Linked DNA regions of Homo sapiens: region 2 is linked to region 1. A link is a loop called in an ENCODE intact Hi-C map of the cell type or tissue named here. Cell type or tissue: CD4-positive, alpha-beta T cell. All regions are shown on one strand.

Region 1 (4,000 bases):
GATGACTAAAGTCACAAAAGTTATATAAGTCATATGTGGGAGCCTGCCTGGGAATACTGGGTGCTATAGGCTTAATAAATAATTAATTATTTAAAAAGTCACATCTTCCAAAGAAGATAACATATAGATCTACATGCACAAAACAGCATATGAACAAGAAAAATCTTTAGAAATGCAAACAGAAAAATATTTAAAAGTGCAATTACAGCAGGAGACTTTAAAATCCCTCTTTCCAAGTGGTTTGATTAGTAAGAATAAGAATAAGAATAGGCCAGACGTGGTGGCTCACACCTGTAATCCCAGCACTTTGGGAGGCCAAGGTGGGTGGATCACCTGAATTCGGGAGTTCAAGACCAGCCTGACCAACATGGATAAACCCTGTCTCTACTAAAAATACAAAATTTGCTGGGCGTGGTGTTGCATGCCTATAATCCCAGCTACTCAGGAGGCTGAGGCAGGAGAATTGCATGAACCCAGGAGGCAGAGGTTGTGGTGAGCCGAGATCATGCCATTGCACTCCAGCCTGGGTAACAAGAGCGAAACTCCATCTCAAAAAAAAAAAAGAATAAGAAAAAGGAATTAAACAGTACACTGAATGAGCTCATAATAATATAAGTAGAGATTCTTTAACTAGACAATATCCTTTTTCTTCCTACATGCACATAGCACATTTACAAAATCAATTTTGTACTGGCCAGAAAACAATTGCCCTTAGCAAAAGTTTTAAAACAGAGGCTTTTACAGGCCATATTCTGTAATCATAATCCAATAATATCAGAATAAATCATAAAAATACCCAAACAATTGCACCTACTTGGAAATTAAGACCCATACTCCTAAATAATCCTTGAAAACAAAAGTGGTTGCTAAAAATGGTATGCAGTAGAAGAGACCCGCACCTTGCATGTACACAGCCCTCCCTGAGAGATAAGAAGTCATCCTTCATTCTCATCGGTCATTTTTATCTTTAGCAAAGCATCCACACCTATTCATCTTATCTCCTGGTGTCTGTCTGGGATTGATATTTACTTGTTTATTTATTTATATCACTGATTTGTTCTGTTAAAAATAAACCAGTAATTCAAGAACAAATTAAACTGTCAACTTTTTAAAATCAAATAAAGCATGTGGTTAGTTTTGGTATTTTCAAATATGTAGTTTAATGTAGTTTTATGCATTGAAGTTAATAATGTGAAACACTTAGGGCAGGGCACAGCAGTGTGTCCCACATGCAACATTAGTTATTGTGTTCATACCTCAGTCCCTATCTCCTCAGCTGAGTAGAAAGTCCTCCCTCCCCAGCCCCAACCAACCTGTAGGTTCCTCCCCTAATGTGCTCCAAAGTCTCCCATGGTGCCTTTTTCTCCCTATAGGGCCAGTTCCCATTACTCCCAATTCCTGGAGCTGGAATTTGGACATGTCTCCCTGAAGCTGGAAATACACCAGAGAACGTCTTAGAGCAGCTAGAGCTTCCCACATAGCACTTGGCCCAGCTCCTCCTTTCTAACTGTGCTTGTTGCCTTCTCGACAGAAACACAGGAGGGCCTTCTTTCCAGCTCTCTGAGAAATGGTCAGGAAGTAGAAATGCACAGCCCTCTAATTTCAGGTTCCAATGTCTGCCCAGAGTTCCCAAGCATGTAGGCCTCATGGAAATTACATTCTAATGCAGGAGACAGAAAATAAACACATAAACCGATAATAATATAATAACAGGTAGTGACAAGTGCTATGAAAAACATACAGCAGGATAGACCAATCAGGATCCAGCCAGGAAAACAGTCCAATAAAGAGTATTCCAGGATTTAATATGGGAAATTAGAACAGTGTCAGAAATGCTTAAAGAGCAAACATGACAATAAGGCAAACTGGGAATTTGCAATTGCCTATTGGGCTGGAGAATAAAGGAAAGAAATGGTATTATTGAAGCCCAGAGGCCAAGGCCACTTCGCAGATGCTAGAATCATGGGGGAGATGCAGCCATATCTGGAGATGCCACCCAAAGGAGAGAAAAGGTGAGAAATCTCCTGGGCGTTTCCACTTCCTTCTTTCTCCTCTCCCCCAAAAGAGTAATGACCAAAGTTAACTTGAAGCCAACTGGCAAAGGAGGCTAGGAGATGTGATTTGCAGAGATCAGCCTCCGCAGTAGAGAGAAAGTGGAGGAAGGTGGGGCATGGGTCTGAGATGAGACAGACAAAATCCCAGTTTGCTGATAGAGGGATTGCCAGTGGTGACAGATGATGGGAGGGGACTATTTTAGAGAGGATGGTTAGGAAAGATCTGTGAGGAGCTGACATTTCAGCAGACACCTGAATGAAGTAAGAGAGTAAGTCATCTAAAGATGTGAGGAAACCACACTGGGCAGAGGGAGGAGCCAATGCAGACTCTGAGAAAGGAACTAGCTTGGCACGTTCAAGGAGCAGACAGGAGGCGGATGTGGGTGGCGCAGAATGAGCAAAGGATAAAACAGCAGGAAAGGAGATCAGAGAGATGGAAGAGGCCAGAGCATGCAGGGCCTTCTAGGCCACCACGGCCAGGAACTTGGAGTTAGTGACAAATGTGATGAGAAACCACGAGAATATTTTGCATAATATAGTGATGTGAACTGATCAACATTTTTAAAAGATTATGTTCCTATTGAAAATACAAGTACCTCAGTTGCTGAGCACACACTTGTTCCTGTGAATCTGTGTCGTTCTGCCTCCCATCCTGCCCCTCTGGTGCTATCACAGCAGCCCTGCAGAGCCAGGGTTCAAGGCCTCTTCTCAGAGCCCAAGGAAAATGCTCCTGAGTGTGCCCTTATCTTTGGAAATGACTGGTTGTAGTGAGAGAAAGATAACCTCTGACAGTCTCTGTGTAGCAAGACCACATCTCTGAGAGATGATTCCTGACACTAGTCAGGAAGGCGGAACTAAGTTCACTACATCAGCCAGGGGTCCAGACTGCCCTATCAAGAAAAAGAAAAAAGTCTTTTAAAAAGATTCTGTGTAGGTTGTAAGAAACTTGTAATTCAATGTCCAAAGCCCTCCTACCTTAGCCACTTCCCTGGAAACTCTTACAATTATGGCCCTAAACTCCTCATACAGGATATTTGTCTGGTTCTGCTGAAATATCCAGCCCCAAAGAGCACATCCTCTATTAGTCACATACTAAACTGTTAAGCAGAACATCCCACGACTCCCATCTGGGACTTGCAAGCTTGATACAGCACAATTACAGTGTGGGCATAGTGTTACTTTTTCCAGAGCAGCTCTATCACCACCATTGTCTGTCAAGCAGTCAGATGGAAGCAGGCTTGAGGGGGATGATGACTGAATTTTCCGGGTTCTATCAATAGCAAAGCTGTCTACTAGTTGGGATCAGAACTATGAAAAGGTCAGAAACATTTTAATGAGGAATACAGGTTCTTGGGGGTGAGGAATGCCAGATAGTTCTCTTCCCACCGGAATTCCAGCTACTAGGATTCATTCACCCTGTTCTTTATAGAAAATTAACTGGAATAAAAATATAAAGAAGTTTCATGTGTCAGAAAATATTATTCTCATTATTTTCTTCAACATTTAACAATATAAAAACCACACTTAGAGCCATATAAAAATGAGCAGTGGGTCATTTTTGACCCACTGGTTTGGCCTATGGGCCTCAGTTTACCAACTCCAGCCCCAGGATGGAGTCTAGCAGTTGACAAAACCCTTCCTCCATATAGAAAGCTTCTCATAGCTTGTTTAAATGTGAATGGAAAGCCAGAGATCACTAGACAGGTGAGGAAAGTCTCTAACAGAGGAGTAGGAAACCAAAATTTAAAAACAGCAAAAAAAAAAAAAAAAAAAAAAAAAAAAAAGGAACTTGCAGGGAACAAAACCAATGCAGAGAATAGGAAGAAATCCGCCCCTAGTCACATGGGTCCTCAAAGGGACTCATGAAATGAAAAAGGAGAAGTGTCACAGACAAAAGATCCAGAATCAGAATGCCATTGGATTATTCAACTCCAGCAGTGGAAGCT
Region 2 (4,000 bases), 280 kb after region 1:
GTGCCTATTTATGTATATAGGATGGAGAGGTCAGGCAAAAAGTTAACTTTTGAGGTGGATCTTGGACGAAAATGTTAAAAAAAAAACCCAGCAAGCCCCATTCTCAGGCAGTATAGCTTAGAGACAGCCATCTCTTCCCCTCTATCTTTATTCACACACACAAACATGACTGTTCACACACGCAAACATGACACAGAAATACACAGATTGACCAGGCCCAGTGGCTCATGCCTGTAGTCCCAGCACTTTGAAAGGCTGAGGCAGGAGGATCTCTTGAAGCTGAGTTCAAGAGCAGCCTGGGCAACACAGGCAATAAAGTAAGATCCAGTCTCTACAAAGAAAGTTTTTATTTATTTATTTATTTATTTATTTGATTAGCCAGACGCGATGGCATGCTCCTATTGTCCCAGCTACGTGGGAGGCTGTGACAGGAGGATTACTTGAGCCCAGGAGTTTGAGGGTGTGGTGAGCCATGATTGCACTACTGCATTCCAGCCCATGAGGCAGAGCGAGACTCTGTCTCTTAAAAAAATAAAATAAGATAAATTAAAAAATAAAAAAAAGAAATACATAGACTGATATATAATAGAAGAGCTGTTCTAGTATCACTCACTTTCTCTAATTATTCATATCAGATATAAGCTACTAGATTTTACCATGAGAAAGAAACAAAAGTAGACAGTATTGTTGAGTTATATTAATTCAAAAAATTTTCTCAGTGATGTTTATACACAAAATTACAACATTGTCAGATAAGATTTTATGTTTTTAAGTTATTATTATGGGGAGATTGCAAATACTTGTTCAGTTTCCTGTAAGTACAGATAATGCTTTTTTCTCTAGGGGCTAAATTGTGAAACCCATGGTACTGCAAGGTCATTCACATGTCCCGCTGGATCTAAGAATAAATAAATAAGTTGGTTTTGTGGGAGTATTTTTTTTATAAGCTTACTCATATAAGTTTTCTAACTTAATATTTAATCACCTAATAATACTTTCAGTAAGTTTGTTTAATGTGGAGAAAGTATGTTTTTGAATGGGTATTTTCCACCCTGAGGACTTTACAATCTCAGCGGTAATTCATTACTTACAAGAAATACTAAGATACAGACTGTACTGTAGATAGACTTTAAAAAACAGCTGGGAGGAAGTTGTCAGCCCTGGAATCCTAAATCTACTGGGGTGAGGCAGGAAATGCATTGCAGAGGTATTCTGAACTGTCATGATAAAAGTAATGTTTCACTTCCCCTAGGAAGTTTTCTTTCTTTTTTTTTTTTTTTCCATTTATTTTGAGTAAAAAGTAAAGGAAGAGTTTGCTCTTGTCCCCTTCACAAGGCTCTGTGTTGAGGAAGAAAACTGGCATGGATCTGGAAATTCAAGGAGGAGGAAAACACTGCACACCTGCATTCAGAATTCAGAAGAATAATTAATTTTGCACCTGAAGTTGGGTGGGATTTTGTGTTTACTGCGTTCTAATTACTGTTTGTTTGGGCTGTAATTTATTTATTGTGTTGAATTTTCTTTTAAAGTGGTTTTGGAGCTGTTACAGGGTCCTTTTATATAGAAGAGATTGAATAGAATGTGAAATGTAACTCTTTATACTGATTACACGTTGAAACACAAAGATGGCAGGCTGCTAAGTAACATACAGTCTCTATAGATCTTAAGTTACTATGGTTATTTCAGCTGTAATATTGTTTCTACCTTAAGGATACTCTGGTTTCAGGAGCTCTTTAAGATTGTTTTTTGTTTTACATTTGTTCCTTTAGGCTTCAGTTGTTGTTTTAGGATAGCTTACATATTTAGAATATTTTCTTAGAATCACTTATGACTAAGTCGGGAATCCATGCTGGCCTAAGGGGCATAGGAAAATGGTGCCGCAGTATGATGTCTGTTGGTCTTAAGTTGCACGATGTCACAGAAGTTGGCCTTGGAGTCTGCCAGTTTAACAAACTCTTGCTCCATTTCTCTATTTGGCAGACAGACAAGAGTACTAAAGGTCCTGACTGGGCTCTGTCTTGATATGTCTTATCTGGAGATGGCACTGTCCAGCACTATCCAGAATTTTAGAGTATTTTGGAGCTGGAAGGAAGCTTAGAAATCATCCAGGCTAACCTGCTTATTTCACACGTGAAGACCTGAGCCTTCCAGGGATAATACTCATTCCTGCTCCTGGCCAGGACAAAACTTGAATCTGGATATTCTAACTTTTCCGTTCAATTCCTCCCCCCCACCGTCCCCCGCCCGAGATGTAGTTTCACTCTTGTTGCCCAGGCTGGAGTGCAATGGTGCAATCTCAGCTCACTATAACCTCTGCCTCCTGGGTTCAGATGATTTTCCTGCCTCAGCCTCCCAAGTAGCTGGGATGACAGGCGCCCACCACCACACCTGGCTAATTTTTGCATTTTTAGTAGAGACAGGGTTTCACCATATTGGTCAGGCTGGTCTCGAACTCCCGACCTCAGGTGATCCACCTGCCTTGGCCTCCCAAAGTACTAGGATTACAGGCATGAGCCACCGTGCCCAGCCAATTTTTTTTATTATTATTGTTATAAACATTATTTTTATAGAAGGAAGGGAAGTGTTTTTCTAGTTTTGCATTCTCCAGAAGCCATGCTCTTCATTTACTGTGTTTAAATTCTTTTCTACATGTGAGATTCTGGTAACCTGTGACATCATGTCCACATTCCACCTTGCTTTTTAGGTTCTTCCTACTACCTTTTTAGTACCACCACACTCCTACCCCAACATCAACTTGTGGGAGCTTCCTCTGAACCAACCAGGGTAATTCTCTGGCTTTTGTGAAGAATGATCCTTCCAGTCTATGTCCTTGTTGGTCACTCCTCTTCTTACTCTACCCACCTTTCTTTCAGATTTGCCATTCCTTTTATTGTTTTTGTTTGTTTGTTTGTTTTTGTTTTTGAGACAAGGTCTCGCTCTGTTACCCAGGCTGGAGTGCAGTGGCACAATCACAGCTCACTGCAGCCTTGACCTGGGCTCAAGTGATCCTCTTGTCTCAGCCTTTTCAGTAGCTGGGACTACAGGCGTGTGCCACCAAATTTTTTTTGTAGAGTCAGGGTCCTGCTATGTTATTCAGGTTGGTCTCAACCCCCTGGGCTCAAGTGATCCTCCCACCTTGGCCTCCCAAAGTGCTGGGATTACAGATATGAGCCACCACCCCTTTTATTCTTAATGACATGTCATTTGTATTCAGCTCACTCAGCCATCCACCCCCTCTGTGAAGCCTTCCTCAACCTTTTTGTCCCCTGTCTTTTCATCCTCCCTCCTCCCTGATCTTCCCTTGGTTGAACTCTATTTTTAGAAACTGTACTGTACTACACCATTATAAGCAATGCAATTAAGGGTAGCTAAGGCTGGGAACCCACTCTTAAAAGCTTTTCCTTTCTGATGAATGCATTCTCTGGCAAGGAAATTTTGAAATCATTGCCTTAGTCCCCTTACTTTCTCTTTTGGCCCTCTAGTTTTGTGGTGATTAATTTAAATTTAATGTCTTCAGTCTGGTATCTTCATATTCACACACCCATACCCCTTATAAATGCTGTTACAAAAACTAGATGGAACAAATTGCACAAAAACTCTTGTGTGTTTCCTGGCCCAGAGTTCTCAGTGGGCAACTTGGCGAGTCGCTGGAGTTCTTAGAAGAACTTTTGAAGGAAATAGAACAATTGGGCTGATAAGCATTCAGGAGCACAGAACCAACCCTTAAAAGATACTTGAATGATAAGGAATCTAATGTCTTGATGGGATCTGGAAGGAAATCTCAGTCAGTCATGTTGTATTCAACAATGCAAGTCTTAACTTTAATTCTTTTATCTGAAGCATAAGAAAATGATGGTTTATTCATGAACTTAGGTAAAGAGATTTCTATGTGGAGATTGCAGTTTTACATGCAAGGATCAACTTTGATGGATATCTTTGAGAATTAATTGTGAAACATATTGGGAATTTTTATTTTTAGGTTTTATTGGAATAGTGAAGG

What was found. Peaks named below come from ENCODE experiments on the same cell type or tissue, not always from the same donor. Only the 100,000 strongest peaks of a DNase experiment are listed, where the experiment ranks them.
Region 2: a loop joins it to region 1, with 1.9 times the contacts of the local background. A loop is called at or near these places in 1 of 110 quality-filtered maps.

The regions. Positions count from the first base shown.
Region 1 is chr2:160,650,817-160,654,816 of GRCh38, reverse strand. No RefSeq gene overlaps it. Among named protein-coding and RNA genes, the nearest start is that of RBMS1, 160 kb to the right of the region's middle. In CD4-positive, alpha-beta T cell, no CTCF peak of the experiment used is centred here; DNase peaks (open chromatin) are centred at 2,376 and 3,896.
Region 2 is chr2:160,373,177-160,377,176 of GRCh38, reverse strand. The region is part of intron 1 of RBMS1 (RNA binding motif single stranded interacting protein 1); the gene reads left to right. Among named protein-coding and RNA genes, the nearest start is that of MIR4785, 33 kb to the left of the region's middle. In CD4-positive, alpha-beta T cell, no CTCF peak of the experiment used is centred here; no DNase peak of the experiment used is centred here.